Regions from separate parts of the Homo sapiens genome. Here region 2 is linked to region 1. A link is a contact called in ENCODE Hi-C data. All regions are on one chromosome and are shown on one strand. The core of a region is the stretch at or near the end of the contact, and the rest is flanking DNA. Distances in the headings are between cores, read along the strand shown. Region 1 has its middle 47 kb from the start of SIM1-AS1. Region 2 has its middle 160 kb from the start of SIM1-AS1.

The links. Hi-C counts contacts between places; a loop is a spot of excess contacts on that map. Pooled maps may share reads with other maps.
Region 2: a map of endothelial cell of umbilical vein shows a loop between it and region 1 (2.0-fold over the local background). The contact joins two enhancer-like sites. A Hi-C loop is called at or near these places in 2 of 168 maps with a recorded cell type or tissue (breast epithelium and endothelial cell of umbilical vein) and 4 of 50 pooled maps.

Annotation. Positions count from the first base shown.
Region 1 is chr6:100,344,831-100,347,530 of GRCh38, reverse strand. No RefSeq gene overlaps it. Among named protein-coding and RNA genes, the nearest start is that of SIM1-AS1, 47 kb to the left of the region's middle. Within about 2 kb of position 1,275, at least 2 of the 41 ENCODE cell types and tissues checked have a DNase peak (open chromatin) inside an H3K27ac peak, as active enhancers do; they include endothelial cell of umbilical vein, where a contact is called at or near this core.
Region 2 is chr6:100,227,751-100,230,452 of GRCh38, reverse strand. No RefSeq gene overlaps it. Among named protein-coding and RNA genes, the nearest start is that of SIM1-AS1, 160 kb to the left of the region's middle. RefSeq lists a silencer at 1,196-1,285. Within about 2 kb of position 1,417, at least 11 of the 41 ENCODE cell types and tissues checked have a DNase peak (open chromatin) inside an H3K27ac peak, as active enhancers do; they include endothelial cell of umbilical vein, where a contact is called at or near this core.

The DNA of each region.
Region 1 (2,700 bases), core at 26-2,525:
ACAATAATCTATTGTATATTTCAAAATAGGTAGAAGAGAATAATTTGCATGTTTCTAGCATAAAGAACAGACAAATATTTAAAGTGATATATATCCCAGTTATACTGATTTGATTTTTACAAATTACATGAATGTATAAATTGTCACTTGTATCATCAAAATATGTACATCTATTATGCATCAATTAAAAAATAAAATTATTTAAAAGTTAAAACAATACTAAAAATAGTCTTTAATGAAGAGTTACTAACTCACATCTTTTGCCCCATTTCATCCTAATTTTGGTTCAAATGAGGACAAAAAATACTTAGTGGATGCCTCCTATACCGTTGTTAAGTTTCCAGTGCCCAGTGCTGAGCCTGGCATATGGTAGACATTCAGAAAATATTTGTTCAAAGAATGAAAGCTGTTCTTTGTGTAGATCTTGGATATGAATCAAAACATTGCAAGACTTTGAGTCAATGTATTATTTTGGATTTCCTGGTCACACAGATTCAAAGAAAACTATCTTTAAATGTTTTGAAAGTGTTGGTATGTCTCAGTTTTCTTATAAGAGTGGATGAAAATTCGTAAAGACACAGCTATGTCATCTTTGCCTTTGGGCAAGAAGAAAGTGAAAGCTGAAGAATACCCTTGAGAACAATGTGAGAAGAGAAACTTTAAGTCCTGCTTTTTGAACTTTAATAAAAATCACTTTACTTGAGGAGAGTATTTTTAACTTTTCAAAGTTTGTGAGTGATGTGCCCATTCCTGTTGCTGCCAATTTAATATCCTTCTAAGGACTGGTCTCAAGTCCTAGTTTCAAAATTTTGCATTGTCTGAGTCAACACCCACTTCCAGGTATCTTTAATTTAATGCTGATATTTATATTTGTACTTTCTCCAGGTTATTTTTACAAAGCTTTCTATGAAGCTTATTTTTTAAATTTTCCATAGCTTTTAACACCGTTGAGAGAAAGTCATATCTTTAGTTTCTTTGCTTGCCCTGAGTTTCTCAGTGTTGTCTGCCTTAATCTTTGTAAACTCAGATCTATCTAGGGCCATGGCAGAATGTTTGTTATCCCTCATGTCATGTGGTATTTATCTAGCTGCAGCAGTAATACTGTTGGTATTTGGAAATAAATACCAGGCAACTTGTTTTAAATACCCTGGCACTTTTATGCAGGTGTTGAGGGTAAGAGAGAGCTTCCTATCTTGGAATAACTGAGTTATCATCTTTAAACAGAGACTGTGTTTGTTACTAATGACACTTAAGACCTTAGTACACGCAGGTGTATGTGACACAGAGAGAGAGTTTTGGTGTGTGGGGTGTGTGTGTGTGTGTGTGTGAGAGAGAGAGAGAGAGAGAGATATTGACTCTGCCTGCTGTCCTGGGGTCAGACAGACTACTAAGTGGCAACAACATATATAGATTAATTATCTGTTAGAAACTGGCACAATAGGAAGTGATGTTTTTCTTCCTTTATAGCAAGAACCATTGCTTCCTGATTCATTTTTCACCCATTCCAAATACACATACAACTCATTAGAAATGAAGAAAAACATACACGAGGAATGTGTAATTTTTTTTTTTTTTAAGCTGCAAGATGCCTCTTTCTTATTTACTTATATTTATTTATTCCCCTGCTGGGGCAGCAAACTGTTAAAGGTGACTTTAACCTGAAACATGGTTTCACAAAATGGAGTTAACTCTCTCATCCTAACACAGTTTCAGAGAGTGGATAGTGTTGGAAAAGTAACATTCACTCTGTAAGCCAGTGGATATTAAGCCTCACTTTCCAGGTCTATGTGACCCTGGTTTTTGGGCCCAGACCCTTGCATGCTACAGGCACCATCTAGACTTGGTACATTTAGCAGCATTTAGTGGTATAATTGTAAATAATAAATAAAACGTGATGCATTTTAAATGAAAGTCTAATGTGACCTAAATGGAACTGAACAATCTATTAAATTGCATAGACGTCGTGTGCTTGGTTCATTTATGGCAAACATTGTGTTACTCTGTCCCTTGCACATATATTTTATTTAATTAGGGTGGGAAAGAGGGAAAACTGAAAGTACTTTTTCTTTTCTAGTCTGAAGATTTTTCAACCCTGTGATAATTGAAAACATAATTCTGCTCAGGAAAATAAAATGATTTCCTCCTAATACTAAAGTATTCCATCTTTATTATTTTTCCTTTGTCTTTCTCATTTAGAAGGGAAAAAAGATGTGATTTTGTCGATTAATCCAGAGAATGTTTAATGACATTTCACTTCATAAAATCAGTGTGTTGGCTTTTTCAAGTTTCAAGGAACAACAAATTCTGTGACTTCAGATGGTGGGGGGTTTCTAAGGATCCATGAGAAAGTAAGGAAGCCAAGAAGCTGCCTCAGGTTTGGAGAGCCAGGCGAAGGTTTGGAGTTCCAGTGAAGACTGGAACATCTTCCAGAATAACATGGCAGCTCTACTGGTTGCACATTTCTGCGGCTCAGCCTTTCCCTTTTCCTTTTCTATCTGCTCTCTCTTCATTTTTAACCAGTGAGTCCTCTGACTGTATGTCTCATGGGATCGTCATCAGTTGATGAGGTGTCACCTAGTTTGGTACACAGCTGAGGGAATTTATTCCTCCTGCCAAAGTATTTGATGGGCTCTGGGGTTCCAAATATAACCAGGGCTGGCTAAGGTAGCAGGGTCACAGGGAACAAAGCAAGCATGGCAG
Region 2 (2,702 bases), core at 168-2,667, 120 kb after region 1:
AGCTTTCCATTGATCTTTGCCTTCAGGGCCAAGCAAAATGTTTGGTTTATTTCATAAGCTAATTAGGTGTGTGAAAGGCTACTTGGCATTTACTATTGACTGAACCCAACAAAAGTGATCACCAGACTAGGTAATCAATAAGAGATCGATTACAAGCGTGTGATTGGATTAGCCATTTGATCAATGCTGTGTGCTAATATATTAACAAGCAAATTACCGAGTAGCCCTTAAGAGCAGAATGCTGACTCTGATTGCATTACAAACTAGTGAGATCTAATGACCTACCAAGTGCAAGGGTTAGTTATACAAATCAAGACCTGAAAGTATTTTTTTCCTTGAAGATTTCTCCCCCTCCAAAGAAAATGCTTTCTTAAGTGAGATTCAAATTAAATTACAATTAGCAAGCAGCTGTACTGAGACACCTAATTTCCAAGTAGATATCATGAATGAGAAAGAGGGCTTGGGAACTCCAGATGAAACAGCCTAGAGACTTTTAGGAAGAGCTGGCTAATATCAAAAAGGGAAAAACAAAAAAAAGTCAGAATAGTCACTAATATTTCTCTAATGAAATTTTGATTCATAGTTTCCCAGTTTGGATATATCGAGCTCTTCCATGATAGACTCTAATGTCGCTTGATCTTTATTAAAACTATGTATGTTTTTCCAGCTCCCATTTTGCAGGTAACCTGTTATGTAACTGCTTCAATAGCAGAATAAACAATAGATGTGTGTGTGTGTGTGTGTGTGTGTGTGTGCGCGTGCAGGATGAAGAACTGTGGCTAGTAAAGTACCCTTTTGAGAAAAACAAAAAATTACAAGACAGGTTAGTGCAAAAGTAATTGCAGTTTTTGCCATTTTTTAAAAAGTAATGCAAAAACAGCAATTACTTTTGCACCAACCTAATACAATGTGGAGTGAAGAAAATGTTCTCCACCGTCTAAGTCTTTAGAACTTGTTTCCATTAGCTGATTCCATAAGTGACCTTACAAGAGCAAAACCCCACAAAACAGAGCTCCTCTCCAACCCTGCTTTCCCCATGATTAGGTGAAGCATTTGTTCAATTGATTGTGCTCTTTCAGATTCCCTAAGTGGAGACCAGGCAAGCCTTTGCTCACTTTCCCTCTTAATCCTTTTCCTTTGAAGAAACATTTTTTTTTCCCCTTTGCCTCAGGGAAGCTGAACCGATTAGTCTGAATTCTCCAGTGTTATTTGCAGATGGAAAGGTCTCCCCGGGCCCGGAGGCAGAGTGTCAGCCCGAGCGGCGGCGAGGCCGAGGCGGGGCGTGCTCCCGCGGTGTGGAGGCCGGAGCCGGCTGGCAGGCTGCGGCCTCGTCCGGCCTGGGCGGAGCAGCTGACAAAACAGCCTGCCTGGCTGGGCCGCCAGGGAGGGTGGGAGGGGAGAGGCTGTCAATCAATATCACGGACGCGCAGGAGGGAAACGGAAGATCTGACGGAGCCCTGTCAGTTCCGAGACGCCAAAGTGAACCAAGATTGGGTTTGCCCGCGGTTGGGGACACCTGGTACTTCAGGGTTAAGTGTTTTGGGCACTAGGGGCGCAGGCAGATTTTCCCCTACTTGATACACGTTTGGTGGGTTTCAATTTTTATACTTTAATACATCCGTTTCCGTACCCAAATAGCTAATTCAGTGCCATTGAGAGTACCTAGTGACATTTTTATGAGAACTCTTTTTCCATTTGACTTAAAACTGATGGTAGGAAGTGATCGCAGATGACAGTCCTTTCAGATCTATTCCTTTGTGTTACTCCTTTGTGTGAAAAGCCCCATTCTACGTTTTAAAATACTTTCTGTGCCTACAGAAGCATAAAGTACAGGAAGCTAGCAATATACAGTCACAGAGCTTACTTCTCTTTAAATGAAACGATGAAGTCATCACGTTTATTGTTGATAGAATCTCAACTCACAGTTTACCTCAGGGTGAAGTTCTGTGATAAATGACGTATCTTTGGAATCTGACGAAGCCTCAACTACAGTGGCATATGGTGTAATGATAAAATAATGCTTTTTTAAATCATTACACCATATGATATGGTGTATCATATCATGCTACAAAATGATATGATTTTGCTACAAAATGAGTTATTTCAGTCATCAATGATTACATTCATGATGAGGAACAACATACTTTGAACCAGCAGTAAAATCTCTTCTAATTAATCTTATGTTCATCAAAAACCTCAAACAGAGCAGTTAAAAGAATATCCCGCATCTCATAAATGCAAGTCAGGTGACTATAATGCTATAAACCACTTATTGGAGTGTTACTGATTAATGCCTCTGACATTATTCTACCCTTCTCCTTCTGTAGTGTTATTAATTTGAAGATAGCATCATAAACATTTCTCCACAAGAACCAGCTGTATGGCTCTAGATGATAATGATTGTAATTATTTAAGATAGAAACCAATGGAGGGCAAGCTTCTTGCTTATCACTGTGCCTGATTTAGTAACATGCTGGTGTGCAGGAAGAACTGAGAAGAGGAAGCGAATGATAACAGGCAAAAAAGAAATTTGTTCACATTCAGTAATTCATTTGGGGATTTGTGACTATTTCACTTGGGACAAAAACAAAATCGTTAAGTGACTTGACAAACATAGATCATTAGAATCTATTACACTCTGAACATCATCTAAAGTATATACACTTTCCAGTCCATAGTTTCTTTTTTTAAAAAAAAGTCAA